Linked DNA regions of Mus musculus: region 2 is linked to region 1. The links are chromatin loops, found by intact Hi-C in ENCODE. Cell type or tissue: gastrocnemius. All regions are shown on one strand. Each heading gives the region's core, and the rest is flanking DNA. Links, peaks and the distances in the headings are about the cores only. Region 1 holds the start of Slc5a9 (solute carrier family 5 (sodium/glucose cotransporter), member 9). Region 2 has its middle 17 kb from the start of Skint7.

Region 1 (8,338 bases), core at 329-8,328:
GAATTGTGTTATTTGTTTTCTTGATGTCCAATTTTTAGTTCTTTATATATTTCAGATATTAACCCTCTATTGTATGTATTGTATCTTTATCAATTGATAAAGATCTTTTCCCATTCTGTACTCACTTTTCCTGACACTCCTTTGCCATACAAAGGTTTTCAGTTTCATGTTGTCCCATACTATTAATGATTGGTCTTAGTGCCTGTGCTATCAGTGTCCTGTTCATTTAGTCTCTCCCTGTGTCAATAAGTTCAAGGCTATTCCACACTTTTTCATCTACAAAATGCACAGTATCTGGCCTTGTGTTTAGGTATTTGAATTATTTGGAGTTGAATTTTTTGTAGGGTATAAACCAGGATCTATTTGTATTCTTCTATATGAAGCAATCCAGTTTGCCTGGTTCTTTTAAGGAAGCCAGAATTAGCTCAATACATAAACTACACAAAGACACAACAAAAAATAAAAATTACAGACCTGCTATGAACATAGATGCAAACATCCTCAAACAGAATCCAATCACACTTCTAAAAATTATCCACCCTGACCTATATGATAATGCTTTAACAAAGATTTGATCTGATGACTCAGTACATTTGTCAACATTTGGCCAAAACCAGAGCTAAATTGTTAGGTTGGTAGAGTGCTGCCTCCAGGTTGCCATGGTAGTACAAAACACTACATCATCATCAAACATTTCCAAAATGATTCTGGGGTCTTCTTCCTGCCTATATTCCACTGTGTACAGCAGAGCCCTCTACCTCCTATGGAAACTCACGCTATCTTTCCCATACCAGTAATCCATGATGACATTCTTCATGGAGCATGACATATTTGTTTTCTTATAGATATAGGACCTCCTCTTTTCAGGAATTTGCCTAGCTTGTTTCATACTAGATAGTAAAGTCCCTCAATACGAGTTAATAGAGCCACTGTACTCAGCTTACTTAGAGCATCCCCTGGTCAATGCCCCACACAATCCATCCACTTGGTACCTGTCTGTGTCTCCCAATTTTTAACAAAACTTATTTGTTAAAATGTTATTACTACATTATCCATGCCCGTCTCAAAGCCAACTCCCTTCAGAATTTCTTCCATAGCAGTGCTATTGAGTGTGGTTCATTCTTGCTTTTAAGTTTAATCAGCCATATGCAGTGTGAGGGAATCTCACTCTTTTAGATGGGCACCTAATTTTCATGCCAAATAAAAAGCCATTATGCCATGTTGCACCATAATTTTCTCATTTTCACAGCATCACAGGACTGCTGTTTGTTAGTCCACATTAGAAATAATTTTCATTTGGTCAGTTCTCAGAAGAAAAGACAAGAGTGATTTCTAGCTCTTACTGACTTGCTTGTATTATTATGTTAGGAAATCATCTTTCAATCTTCCACCGCTTCTCCTGACTCACCACTTCCTCACCACTGTGAGAAACATATGAACAACAATGAATTTAAAAGTACAAATTGGAAGTGTTGACTAGAATATTTATCATTTATCATTTAAAAAATAAAAACCTGAAATGTTCTAGAATTCTGTGCTGTACAGCCCAGAAACTATTAGAATGGTAATTTATCTTTTAAATTAGTTAAAATGTATACTCCTTTGTCACTGTAACCATACCAGAAGTATTTGCATGTGGTTAATTGCTATCATTTCAGACAACACATTTATAGAATATTTCTGTCTCTGCAGGGGCTTATTGAATGACATTTGTCTACATACTAAACACAATGATGTCTTATCACAGGACAGCTAAGACTTCCTGCTATCCTACGAATCCTCTTTGATGCTGAGCTCTGCAGACTGATGGGCTCACATATAGCTGTATCATTTAATGCTGTTTCTCCTTTCTCAAAATGTACAGACACTACTGAAGCCTGTTCCATGGTGCCACCTTGTGTCCAATTCTTAGTATTGCACTTCTAAAGGTAGTATTTAAATACAATCCAAAAGCGTATACACAGAGGGCATTTGCAATGAACTTACACAACACACCTTCTAAAATTCAAGGGACTTTCCAAGTCACTCCATCTTTCTACCAAATGATATACAAAGTATAAACAGAAGCTCTTTGTTTCCTTATTTCTTGGCTCATGGAGAATCATGAGTCATGACTGCATACCCAGGCACTTATCATTTAGCAACCTCTTCTGAACCAAACCACATAGCTGAGGCATAAGGATTGATCCAATGCTCAAAAAACACCATAATTTCCACGACTGCTTTCTCATGATCACAAAAGAAAGTTTTGGAAGGAAACAAGCAATTTCTCAAAGGCCACACAAACAGTATCAAACAATATAAAATCAAACGTTAGATCCACTAACCCCAAATGCCAGGCTCTTTTCTGGCTCTAACTTGATCTTAACATATTTGGAAATTACAGGTGCTTGTGAGTGTGGAGATTTTCTGAATCCAGCAGGTTTCTTTGACCAGCATCCATTTTCAAAATGATAGTAAGCTGTGGAAGAGAAGGGACTTGATGTCTCAGGTTCAGAGAGGACACTGTTTCAAAGAGAGAAGAAAGTGGGAGAAAGACTTCCAGAGAGATCAAGATTCCAGAGATTTTTAACAAAGGTTATCTTGGAATGTTTCTGAAATTTTTTGAGAGATACAAAGGGCATCCCTAAGAAAGTTACTCAAAACTTTAATTGTAGAAATCTGTAAATTTTGAATGAAAGGGGGAGAAGGGAAGACATACAGAGGAAGGGCAAGAAAGGAGGAAGTGAGAAAGGAAGGGTAGGAAGGAGAGAAAAGGATGGAAATGAAAGGTAAAGAAGAAGTAGGGATTTGAGAAAAATCGCCCAGAGAACTGAAACTATCAGAACAAACTTTAGAAAAGATAAACATCATATGTGGTCAGATACTTTTCTCACGCATTCCTGTTTTTTATAAGGAATGTCTCAGGCTATTTAGCACCCAGACTGTAAATGAAAACCCCCAACGGGTTCCTTTACTACCTACAGGTTCTGCATATGGGCTTCTAGCCCCACAGACAGACTAAGACATGTCAGAGAGGTATTTTAGACACCTGGAGTCTGCCCCACTCCCCAGAGGGATGCTGGATGGAAGAGTTGGTGTTCTGTTTCACTCTTTGTGGCTGTGACTAGTACTGATATTCTAAAAAGAGTTAGTTTTGCTGTAAAAATACTAATACTGATCTTAATTACTTATGCTCTGCATCAAGACTTGTAAGAGAATTCACATGTGAACTCTCCCTCTCCTATCTTACTTTATATGGGTATATGTGAACTTATGCCACCATTGTTACCATTAACCTGAGCATGTCCCAGGGTACTCAGTGGACTCCTACACACACCTCTTTAGATGTTTTTAAATGTCATATATGACTACTATATTTACATCATTTCTTCCTTTCTCTCTCCCTCCTCTAATTCCTTCTACTTTCTACTACTCTCTTTCAAATTTATGTCCTATGTTTTAATTATTGTTTTATGCACACACACACACAGCCTGTAGTTTAGTGAGGCTTCTATGTATATGTATTTAGAACTGACCACTTGGAATTAGGTAACCTATAATCACTTATTCCTGGAGAAGACTGACTTCCTTTTTCTCAGAAGCCAACACTTGCCTGTAGCTCTTCATCTAGGAGAAGGATCTTTGAGATTTCACCCATCCTTGTTGGAATGTCAACTGGTATTGTCATAGTTCAGGTTTTGTTTAGAAGCCATATTGTTGACATTTCATGTGTGTGGTTCCCCTGAGTTTCCTTGTTATACATGGAAGACACGATCCCATGGATGACAACTGATCCTCTGGTTCTTAAAATCTAATCTATTCTCCTCTTCCTCAATGATCCCTGAGCCTGAGATTAGTATTGTGTTGGATACCCCTATTGTAAGCAGTTGTGGATTTCGTTAGTGGTTGATATTTGTTACAAAAATAAGCTTCTTTGATGAGGCATGATAGCCTTACTTATCTATGGGTCCAGAATAACAAATTTGAAACCAGTTTAGGAAAGGGGCAGTATTAGGTATTCAAGGATACATGACTTAAGCTGTCATGGGTATTTGGCTAGGTTTACAGAATCAGGCATAAATTCCTTCTTATTAAGAAGGTCTTCAAGTTCAATTATGTGTCTTTTGATTAGGCACCAAACCTAAGCGACACTATTTCATAATTGGGGGTTTATTGCTAGGCTGGTCATTGTGGATCACAGGCTTTCAGCAAGTAGTTTGCATAGCACCTTCAAAACCTATGTGATATAGTCATCAGGGAGGAGGCTTCTAGATCATTTCCAGTTCAATCTCTCCAAACCTTGTGCCCCAAGTGTATAGGGTGTGCTGCAATAGGGTCTTACCTTAAATTTCTGGTAAGAAATTGGGAGGAAAGATAATAGCCTATGATGTTTTGGAGTCTCAGGTGACAGCCAGAAGTGACACAAAAAAGGTCCCAATTCAGCACCTTGTTCATTATCTACTATCATATTTAATATTTCAAACAGACTAGGAGACATATGTTACCATCCCATTTTACAAACCCAAATTCTTGGGCATTGTCTCAGTTAGAGTTTCTATTGCCATGAAGAGACACAAGACTAAGGCAACTCTTATAAAGGAAAACATTTAATGGGGTCTGGCTTACAGTTTCAAAGGTTCAGGGAAGCATGACAGCATCATGCAGGCAAGCATGGTGCTGGAGAAGGATCTAAGAGTTTTACACCTTGATCCTTACATAGTAGAAAAGAAACAGCTACATTGGGCATGACTTGAGCATCTAAAACTTCAAAGTCCTCCCGCTAGTGATACAATTTCTCCAAATAAAACCACACCTTCTCCAGCAAGACCACACCTCCTAATAATGCCATTTATTTTTGACCTATGGGACCATTTTTATTTAAACCACCACAAATAATATGCATAAGATACTCCTCCTAGTATCACATAGGACTCAGTTTTTAACTTCTTTAAAGTTTCAGGCCATGTAAGAGGCTATAACACGCCAACCTGGAATCCTGATAGGACCTCAGGAAAGAGGCATTACTACTAGAAGAAAAGAACACATTCTCAACCACTTTTATCTTTTTCCATCAGCTTGTGGGACGGTAATTTTCTTCTTCTAAAAGATAAAAAGGAGACAGAAGTGCAAAGTGTTTTGTATCCCTGGCCAAAGGGCCTGGTTTGGGGAGGAACCCAAAGGAATCTGAACTTGTTCTACTTTAGGTGTCTTCACTGTTACTTCTCACTTTCTCTGAACAAGCTCCCAATGGTTGGGGGAGGGGAGCACTGGTGGGGGTCCTTTCACACCTATGCCGAAGCTGTGGTCCAATCCCAACATGACTTTGAACGTCCAAACTGCATGTATTTTCTTTTAGGTATCACTTCCCACATGTGTTGGGGGAGACAGGAGAGAATTTCATTTAGTTTCTCCAGCCTTATGAAAACAGTTAACAGGCAGCTCAGTGACAGCAGGAGTGCTAGTCCTGCCCTTGCTGACTTAAGGGAGGTAGTAACCAACTCAGTTACTACCCTGCCCAGATCCAGAGCTTTGAGTTGATCCACCCCAACATCTACGCCATCTGTGAGGTACTAGTGTACTGCTGTACATGGTTCTAGGCAACAGCAGGATACTTGAGAGGAGTCTCCACTAGGGTTTCAGAATTGATGGTGTAGCAGAATCCAGAGCTCTTAACCAGATCAACAATGATTCTTCATTGCAATGAACATTTGCATGTAAAGCTGTTTGTGTAAAAGGGTGTATTGTGACACTCTGCAGCTTCGGATCCCACTTTGATGAACTAGAGGAGAGGTGAGAAAGATGGAAGAGCGCAGTGGAGCATGCTCAGTGAAAAGAGGTAGAACTTGACTCGACAGCTGTGGTGGGTGTGAGAGAGGGCTGCAGTTCATTCAGGAACAGGTTGTTACACAGTAGGGTCAGCAGGATGGTGTGAAGCCACCTGGAGCTTGTACACACTCAGGCCCTGAAGCAGGTGCACAGCTGCAGGAGTACCCTGACTCCGAACAGGGAAATAATATTTCAGATGAATAATGGTTAACTTACTGGTTTGGACCATGGGGTCTGTACTTCTCCCAGAGGCCATGCTGACCCATGGCCTGTGCTTTGGCAGAGGGCCATGTTGATGTCCAAGGAGGTCCATGGTGAGTGCTAATGCTAGAGACCATGTGAAGATTCTATGGTCTGTGCTATTTGTGGTCTGTGCTGTGGCCAGAAACCATGTAAAAAACCCAGGATTTATGCTCCTGCTGAATATAAAGAACAAGGAGGACAGTCTCACAGTAGTATCGATGACTGCAAATGAACAGTTGAGAAAGATGAAAATAGAAACCCCTACCTCCAACCCATTCCTACCCCACACAATGTAACAACCTACAAAGGGAGCTATCAAAGAAAGCCCTTAAAATTTGTGATAAGGGTGCTGAAATGTAGCTCTTCATAAATGATGGCTCTGGCAGGGGTAGAGGTAGAGAAGCACTGCCCAGGTAGAATTTGACTATGCTCCAGTGAGTATAGAAACAACAAAAAATGGACTTACTTTTCTTTTTCATTTTTTTTTTCTTTTTCTTCTTTTCAGGGGAGGTCACAAGAGTGGAAGAGAAGAGAGGGAGGACTGAGAAGTGAGTGTGATTGGGGTACATGATATGAAATTCCCAAGGAATCATAAAGATATTATGTTGAAAGAAAAACAGAGTTGACATAAAGAAATTGTAAGTCATGAGATGATCCCATGTAGTCATTTAACATTTATAACTTTATGTTGTAAAACGATTAGCTCCATCAAGCTCACATTTGGAGCATGCGGTTACAATGCTCCAGCTATACTTGCTTATTGGGCTTCAAGCATACAACATGCTTGATCAAGCAAAGAAGCCATGCTATACATCAGAGCCCAGAATTTGTTCTTCTGGAGACTGAAACACTGCCTGCCTGCCTTGAGAAACCAGTTTGCCCAGGTGTGAGAGGAGGCTGTGACCACAATGACAGAGTGTCACACTGAGCTGTGTCTCCCTTCCCACCTCCCCTGGGGGCCTGGGCAACTCTGAACCCCCTACAGAGTGTGTTTACTTTACCCCATAACCACACCTTGTCACAAAAGCAGAGACTGTCCCTCAGAAACCAAGGCCCAGTGACTGGGGTGGTATTCAGGGCCTTGCCTGCCACCCTCTGGGGGAGGGGCCAGGCTCCTTCTCAGTCTTCTGTGACTGAGAGAAGTTGTTAAAGACCATGCCTTGGCACTGAGGAGCTTGAAGCTTTGACACTGAGCCCAGGAGGTTTTGACTAGGCCAGGCTGTGCAGGTATGTTTATGGTGAGTAGAGTATAAGTCTTTCTCTCTTCCTTCCTCTGCATTTCTGGTATTCTGTTGCCATCTTTCTCAGACTTACACATCTATGTACTTCTCCTTTCCTCTTACAATTAAGCATCTATCTTGTGTATATAGGGTCTCCTTTCTTCCTCAGGAACCATCTGGACACAGGTGACTCCCAGAAATTTGGCCTTTGACAGCTGGAGATAGGGACAAGTGAGCAACACAGCAGGTATCCACTCTGGCCCTGAAGACCATGTGATTTGCTTGCCAGGATCCTGACTTGCCTCTCTGACACTTGCCCCTATGAGAGAGCCTTGTTCTGTGGTGGGGTGCTGCTGGTGTTGCTCTCTTAGGAGTAATGTACTCTGCAGTTGTTCATGGCACAGCCTGACCTGGGCCTGACCTGGTTAGTGAATCAGATCTGGGTTTGAACTGAACTGAACAAAGACATGTGGAAATGGCATCCCCAGGGTTGGAGGTCTGAGAATTGCAAAGGCATGGAGGAGGGCTGAGTGAAGACTGCAGTGGTAATCACTGCCATGGAACCATGACCCAAACTTGGGGAGCTTCCTATTCCTAGTTTGGCTGCATTTGCAACCTGCTCCAAGCTTCAGTTGGAAGGAACAGGACAGAGAAGATCTCTATCCAACCACAAGCAGGATATTTTTTCTCTGTTCTCTCTTTGAGACAGAGGGCCTGGAGAGAAGGGACCATGGTCCTGAGCGCTTTTAAAGTCATCCAAGCCCAGAGTCAAAACCCAAACCAGCCCAGGCGTTAGCTAATATTTTTCCACCTGAAAATAATAATAATAATAATAATAATAATAATAATAATAATAAATCCATGTCCAAATGCCACTGTTTGCTCTGTATGTAACCCAGTAATACAAGCAGTAATCTTAAACATTAGTCTCCTATACTTTATTGTCAATAAGGAAGTTGTCAGCAGGATTCCTGGCAGAGTGGTTTTACAGGAAGGACTTGTAAGTAGCCTGGGTGCAGGCCAGTGGGAGGTACACAGGGCCTGCCCAGCATTACAGAGGTAAGGAA
Region 2 (8,338 bases), core at 146-8,145, 50 kb before region 1:
TTGTGTCAACTTGACACAGCTGGAGTTATCACAGAGAAAGGAGCTTCGGTTGAGGAAATGCCTCCATGAGATCCAACTGTAAGGCATTTTCTCAATTAGTGATCAAGGGGGAAATGCCCCTTGTGGGTGGTGCCATCGCTGGGCTGGTAGTTTTGGTTCTATAAGAGAGCAAGCTGAGCAAGCCAGGGGATGCAAGCTAGTCAGGAACATCCCTCCATGGCCTCTGCATCGGCTCCTGCTTTCTGACCTGCTTGAGTTCCAGTCCTGACTTCCTTGGTGATGAACAGCAGTATGGAAGTGTAAGCCGAATAAACCCTTTCCTCCCCAACTTGCTTCTTGGTCATGATGTTTGTGCAAGAATAGAAACCCTGACTAAGACAGCAACCTTTTCTGAAGCACAACCACATAGCTGAGGCATAAGAATTGATCCAATGCTCAAAAAACACCATAATATCCACAACTGCTTTCTCTAGATCTCAAAATAAAGTTTTGGAAGGAGACAACAATTTTCCAAAGGCCACACAAACAGTATCAAACAATATAAAATCAAACGTTAGATACACTGACCCCAAATGCCAGGCTCTTTTCTGGATCTAACTTGATCTCAACATATTTGGAAATTACAGGTGCTTGTGTGTGTGGAGGTTTGCTGAAACCAGCAGGTTTATTTGACCAGCATCCATTTGACAAATTATATTAGGCTGTGAAAGTTAAGAAACTTTGTCGCTGAGGTTCAGAGAAGATACTGTTTCAGACAGAAAAGTAAGTGGAAGAAAGACTTCCAGAGAGATTGAGATTCCAGAGATTTTTAACAAAGGTTATTTAGGAATGTTTCTTAAAGTTTTTGAGAGATACTAAGGGCATCCTTAAGAAAGTTACACAAACTTTAGTTGTATAAACCTGTAAATTTTGAATGAAAAAGGGAAAAGGAAAGACATGGAGAGGAAGGGCAAGAAGGGGAGAGGGAGAGAGGAAGGGAGGGAGGACGGAGAGGGGGAGGGGCAGGAAGAAGGAGTAAGTGTGAAAGGAGAGAGAATGTGAGTATTTGAGAAAAATCACCCAGAGAACTGAGAATATCAGAACAAGTTTGGGGAAATACAGACATCATATGTGGCAGATACTTTTATCACACATCCCTGTTTTCTATAAGGCATGTTTCAGGCTATTTAGCACCTGATTTTAAAGGAAAACCCCCGAAGAGTCCCTTTAGCACCTACAGATGCTTCATATGGGCCTCTAGAAACACAGACAGATTAAGACATGTCAGAGAGGTAGTTCAGAGAGCTTCGGTCTGCCTCACTCCCCAGAAGTATGGTGGATGGAAGCGTTGGTGTTCTGCTTCACTCTTTGTGGCTATAACTTGTACTGATATTCTGGGAAAAAATATACTGATTCTTAATTACTTACAGTCCTAACCAAGGTCTTATAAGTGAGTTCACATGTGAACTTTCACTCTCCTATATGACTTTACATGGGTGCATGTGAACTTATGCCACCATTGTTACCATTCACATGAGCATGCCCTAGGGGACTCAGTGGACTCCAACACACACACTCTTTTAAATGTTTTTAAATGTCATATCTGACTACTATATTTATATCATTTCTTCCTTTTTCCCTCCCTCCTCTAATTCCTTCTACATTCTAATACTCTCTTTCAAATTGATGTTCTATTTTTTAATTATTGTTTTATGAACACACACACACACACAGCCTGTAATTTAGTGTAGCTAGCATGTATATGTATTTAGAACTGACCACTTATAAGCAACCTATAAGTAAGCTCATTCCTGGAGAAGACTTCCTCTTTCTCAACAGCCAACAACTGCCTGTCGCTCTTCATCTAGGGGTAGGATCTTTGAGATTTCACCCATCCATGTTGGAATGTCAACTGATATTGTCATAGTTCAGGTTTTGTTTAGCAGCCATATTGTTGACATTTCATGTATGTGATTCCCTTGGGTTTCCTTGTTTATACATGGAAGATACTATCCCATGGCTGACACCCAAACCTGTGGTTCTTACAGTCTAACCCACCCTCCTCCTTCTCCTCCTCCTCAGTGTCCCCTGAGCCTTAGATTTGTGCTGTGTTGGATATCCCACTGTAACCAATTGTGGGTTTCTTTAGTGTTTTATGTTTGCTACAAAAATAATCTTCTTTGATGAGGCATGATAGCCTTACTTATCATTGGTATAGGATAACAATTTTCAAACCAGTTTAGAAAAAGGGGAGTATTTGGTATTCGAGGGTACATGACTTAAGTAGTCATGGATATTTGGCTAGGTTTACAAAATCAGGCATAAATTCCCTTTTATGAAGAAGACTTTCAAGCTCAATTATGTATCTGTTGATTATTCCACAAGCCTAAGTGGCATTATTGGGGGTTTCTTGCTAGGCTGGTCATTGTGGATCACAGACTTTCAGAAAGTAGGACTATTAATTATTTTCCTCCCTTTGATAGTTTTCATAACACACTTAAAACCTATATGAGCTCGTCATCAGGGAGGAGACTTCCAGGTCATTTCCAGTTCAATTTCTCCAAGACTTGTGCCCAAAGTTTATAGGGCCTGCTGCAATGGTATCTTACCTTAAATTTCTGGTAAGAAATTGGGAGGAAAGGCAATAGCCTATGATGTTTTGGAGTCTCAGGTGATAGCCAGAAGTGAAACAGAAAAGGTCCCATTTCAGCACCTTGTTCATTATCTACTATCATATTTAATGTTTCAAAGAGATTAGGAAACATATGTTACCATCCCATTTTATAAACCCAAATTCGTGGGTGTTATCTCAGTTAGAATTTCTATTGCCATGAAGAGACACCAAGACTAAGGCAACTCTTATAAAGGAAAACATTTAATTGGGTCTGGCTTACAGTTTCAAAGGTTCAGGGAAGCATGACAGCATCATGCAGGCAAGCATGGTGCCGGAGAAGGAGCTAAGAATTTTACTCCTTGATCCTTACATAGTAGAAAAGAAACAGCTACATTGGGCATGGCTTGAGCATCTAAAACCTCAAAGTCCTCCAGCTAGTGATACAATTTCTCCAAATAAAACCACACCTTCTCCAGCAAGGCCACACCTCCTTATAATGCCATTTATTTTTGACCTATGGGACCATTTTTATTTAAACCACCACAAATAATATGCATAAGATACTCCTCCTAGTATCACATAGGACTCAGTTTTTAACTTCTTTAAAGTTTCAGGCCATGTAAGAGGCTATAGCACGCCAACCTGGAATCCTGATAGGACCTCAGGAAAGAGGCATTACTACTAGGAGAAAAGAACACATTCTCAACTACTTTTATCTTTTTCCATCATCTTGTGGGATGGTAATTTTCTTCTTCTAAAAGAAAAAAGGAGCCAGGCGTGGTGGCACATGCCTTCAATCCCAGCACTTGGGAGGCAGAGGCAGGTGAATTTCTGAGTTCGAGGCCAGCCTGGTCTACAAAGTGAGTTCCAGGACAGCCAGGGCTATACAGAGAAACCCTGTCTCAGAAAAAAAAAAAAAAAAAAAAAGGAGACAGAAGTGCAAAGTGTTTTGTATCCCTGGCCAAAGGGACTGGTTTGGGGAGGAACCCAAAGGAATCTGAACTTGTTCTACTTTAGGTGTCTTCACTTCACTGTTACTTCTCACTTTCTCTAGACAAGCTCCCAATGGTTGGGGGAGGGGAAGCACTGGTGAGGGTCCTTTCACACCTATGCCGAAGCTGTGGTCCAATCCCAACATGACTGAACATCCTAACTACATGTATTTCCTTTTAGCTATCACTTCCCACATGTGTTCGGGGAACAGGACATAATTTCATTAAATTTCTCCAGCCTTATGAAAACAGTTATCAGGCAGCTTGGGTGGTAACATGAGTGCTAGTTCTGCCCTTGCTGACCCAATGGAGGCCCAGGATGACCAACTCAGTTACTATCCTGTCCAGACCCATAGCTTTGAGTTGATCCACCCCAACATCTACTCCATCTGTGAGCTACTGGTTAGTGTACTGCTGTACATGGTTCTGGGCAACAGCAGGATATTTAAGAGAAGTCTCAATAAGGGTTTCAGAATTGGTGTAGCAGAAGCCAGAAGTCTTGAACCATTGATCAACAATTATTCCTCATTGTAATGAACATTCGCATGTAAAGCTGTTTGTGTAAATTGGTGTATTGTAACACCCTGCAGCTTCTGATCCCACTTTGATGAAATAGAGGAGAGGTAGAAAAAATGGAAGAGTACAGTGGTGCCTGCTCAGTGAAAAGAGGTAGAACTTGACTCGACAGCTGTGGTGGGTGTGAGAGAGGGCTGCAGTTCATACAGGAACAGGTTGTTTCACAGTAGGATCAGCAGGATGGTGTGAAGCAACCAGGAGCTTGTGCACACGCAGCCCCTGAAGAAATTGCTCAGCTGCAGGGTCACCCTGACTTGGAACAGTGAAAATGTTATTTCAGATGAAGAATTGTTAACTTGCTGATTTGGACTACCATGGTCTGTACTTCTCCCAGAGGCCATGCTGGCCCATGGCCTGTGCTTTGGCAGAGGTCCATGTTGATGTCCAAGGAGGTCCATGGTAACTGCTAATTCTGGACACCATGTGGATATTCTATGGTCTGTGCTATTTGTGGTCTGTGCTGTGGCCAGAAACCATGTAAAATCCCAGGATTTATTCTCCTTCTAACAAGATCCTCCTGACAAGAACAAGGAGGACAGTCTCACAATATTATCAATGACTGAAAATGAACAGTTGAGAAAGAGGAAAATAGAAATCCCTACCTCTAACCCACTCCTACGCCCCCAAATGAAACAACCTACAAAAGAAGACATCAAAGAAAGCCCCAAAAATTTGTGATAAGTGTGCTGAAGTGTAGCTCTTCATAATTGATGGCTCTGGTAAAGGTACAGATGAAGAAGGACTGCCCACGTAGAATTTGACTATGCTCCAGTGAGTATTGAAACAAAGCAAAATGGACTTTCTTTTCTTTTTCATATTTTTTCTTTTTCTTCTTTTCAGGGGAGGTAACAAGAGTGGGAGAGGGGAGGGGAGGACTGAGAAGCAAGTGTGATTGGGGTACACGATGTGAAATTCTCAAGGAATCATAAAGATACTATGTTCAAAGAAAAACATAGTTAATATCAAGAAATTATAAGTCATGAGATGGTTTGATGTAGTCATTTAATCTTCATAACTTAATGTTGTAAAATGATTTGCTCCACTAAGCTCACATTTGTAGCACGCACTGAGAATGTTCCAGCTATACTTGCTTATTGGGCTTCAAGCATACAACATGCTTGATCAAGCAAAGAAGCCATGCTATACATCAGAGCCCAGAATTTGTTCTTCTGGAAGCTGAAACACTGTTTGCCTGCCTTGAAAAACCTGTTTGCCCAGGTGTGAGAGGAGGCTGTGACCACAATGACAGAGACTCACACTGAGCTGGGTCTCCCTTCCCAGCTTCCCTGAGGTCCTGCGCAACTCTGAACCCCTACAAAGTGTGTTCAGTTTACTCCAGATTCACACCTTGCCACAAAAGCAGAGACTATCCCTCAGAATCCAAGGCTCAGTGACTGGGGTGATATTCAGGGCCTTGCCTGCCACCCTTTGGGAGAGGAGCCAGGCTCCTTCTCTGTTTTCTGTGACTGAAAGAAGTTGTTAAAGACCATGCCTTGGCACTGAGGAAACTGAGGCTCAGACACTGAGCTCAGGAGGTTTTGACTAGGCCAGGCCGTGCAGGTATGTTTATGGTGAGTAGAGTATAAGTCTTTCTCTCTTCCTTCCTCTGCATTTCTGGTATTCTGTTGCCATCTTTCTCAGACTTACACATCTATGTACTTCTCCTTTCCTCTTACAATTAAGCATCTATCTTGTGTATATAGGGTCTCCTTTCTTCCTCAGGAACCATCTGGACACAGGTGACTCCCAGAAATTTGACCTTTGACAGCTGGAGATAGGGACAAGTGAGCAATACAGCAGGTATCCACTCTGTCCCTGAAGACCATGTGATTTGCTTGCCAGGATCCTGACTTGCCTCTCTGACACTTGCCCCTGTGAGAGAGCCTTGTTCTGTGGTGGGGTGCTGCTGGTGTTGCTCTCTTAGGAGTAATGTACTCTGCAGTTGTTCATGGCACAGCCTGACCTGGGCCTGACCTGGGCCTGACCTGGTTAGTGAATGAGATCTGGGTTTGAACTGAACTGAACAAAGACATGTGGAAATGGCATCTCCAGGTCTGGAGGTCTGAGAATTGCAAAGGCATGGAGGAGGGCTGAGTGAAGACTGCAGTGGTAATCACTGCCATGGAACCATGACCCAAACTTGGGGAGCTTCCTATTCCTAGTTTGGCTGCATTTGCAACCTGCTCCAAGCTTCAGTTGGAAGGAACAGGACAGAGAAGATCTCTATCCAACCACAAGCAGGATGTTTTTTCTCTGTTCTCTCTTTGAGACAGAGGGCCTGGAGAGAAGAGACCATGGTCCTGAGCGCTTTTAAAGTCATCCAAGCCCAGAGTCAAAACCCAAACCAGCCCAGGCGTTAGCTAATATTTTTCCACCTGAAAATAATAATAATAATAATAATAATAATAATAATAATAATAAATCCATGTCCAAATGCCACTGTTTGCTCTGTATGTGACCCAGTAATACAAGCAGTAATCTTAAACACTAGTCTCATATACTTTATTGTCAATAAGGAAGTTGTCAGCAGGATTCCTGGCAGAGTGGTTTTACAGGAAGGACTTGTAAGTAGCCTGGGTACAGGCCAATGGGAGGTACACAGTGTCTGCCCAGAATTACAGAGGTAAGGAACCCTACAAGGAGACAGAAGGCTTGTAGGCAGCTGCATGAAAGGTCCTTCACTTTCATTAAAGAACCAATTGTATGGTATATGGAATGGGAAGGGCTGGGTACTGCTCTATATGCTCAAGTATCTGACACCAACTGCTCAAGGCTTCCCCATCAGCAATTCCCTCACTTGGCCAAAAGCTTCCAACTGATCTTTTTGATAGGCAATATCATTCTTTTGTATTGATTCAAAAATGAATATGTTTCACACTTGTGGAACGAGGGACTAAATAAGAAGAACTCTCAGGTGGTAGGAAAGACCCTAAGGGAAAGAACCATGCAAGTTGGCACACATCTTGCTAGGTGAGAACAGCTAGATTGGACCTTTGTCTCCACCTTGCTCTATACACTGCTCTACTTACACTATAGCACCAGCTGTTGCATTCTTGCCTATCACACACACTGGCCTCAAGAGCAATTTCTAAAAAACCTCTCATCATCCCCCTCAATGGCTTTGTTCTAGTCAGTAGGAGCCATAAATAAAAATAAGACAGTTCAAACATCCGGGATCTCATTTCTAAGGCAGTCAGGCCCCAAATCAACAGTTGCCCTTGGGGAAATGAGCAGGGTACTCTGGAGCTCAGGTTGTCCCCAGGCTGGGAGTCACAGAAGGCTTCTGAGGAAAGAAGGTGATAGAGGACACAGCACTCACAAGTCTAAGCATGCCTCATCCAAGTGTTACCCACCCCTAATCATATAGCCCAGCAGCAAGGAAGCACAGGAAGGGTTCTCACCCCAACTCCAAGGGGTGTGGGGAAAAGAAAAACTCCTTTAATGGGCCCATTAACAAGTATCTTGTGACAGCTATCAAGGCATCCTCTTCACATGTTCTCTGCAGAATGACATGACAGACACAGCAGGAGAGGCTAAGAGTATGGGAGGCATGAGCTGTCTAAAAGGACTAAAATGGTAGGAGATGACCAAGAGTGATGAGACTGAGAAGTTAGGGGGATCCAATACTCTAGCAAAGATTCCAAGAATTGCAATGTCTTCATTAAGGACCTAGTCAAAAGCCTAAGGGATACGCAGCTAAGATGCAGGAAATGGGTCTGATTTCCCATGTACTGAAGGGCAGAGTAGGCTGGACTCAGGGAAGTGATCCTAAAGGCAATTTTCTTAAGCTGGTTGTTCATTGGGACAGTCTTCTTATATTCCTACATTAAAATTCAGGTCATTTTCTGGTGAAAAGTACATGGAAATTCTGACATTTTCAGTCTGAACATACAGCCCCAATTCAAATATTACTCAGAAATTGTGATGCCAAGTACCTCAGACTGTTCAATACTTCATTTAGTCTTTATTCAACAGCTAGACTTCTCCCTGTGCATCCTGTCCTTTTTATAGTTGGATTCTCGGAAGTGCTGCTGCAAAGTCTGGTAGCTGCAAGCAGAGGAGGAAGGAGAGATGCTCTTGGCACAAAAGTTCTGACTTGAACAGGACTTTCCTAAGAAGGTTTTACTGGAGAACAGGCAGAAGGCTGGCACTTTCCTGGGCATGTCCTTGGCAGTGT

Evidence for each region. Hi-C counts contacts between places; a loop is a spot of excess contacts. Peaks named below come from ENCODE experiments on the same cell type or tissue, not always from the same donor. Only the 100,000 strongest peaks of a DNase experiment are listed, where the experiment ranks them.
Region 2: it touches region 1 in a loop (10-fold over the local background); 7 of 42 quality-filtered maps call a loop at or near these places.

The regions. Positions count from the first base shown.
Region 1 is chr4:111,901,655-111,909,992 of GRCm38, reverse strand. It overlaps Slc5a9 (solute carrier family 5 (sodium/glucose cotransporter), member 9), which reads left to right and starts at 7,197. Exons shown (of 15, transcript NM_145551.4): 1 at 7,197-7,278. In gastrocnemius, for the core only: a CTCF peak has its summit at 1,902 (motif pointing left); no DNase peak of the experiment used is centred there.
Region 2 is chr4:111,951,314-111,959,651 of GRCm38, reverse strand. No RefSeq gene overlaps it. Among named protein-coding and RNA genes, the nearest start is that of Skint7, 17 kb to the left of the region's middle. In gastrocnemius, for the core only: no CTCF peak of the experiment used is centred there; a DNase peak (open chromatin) is centred at 4,502.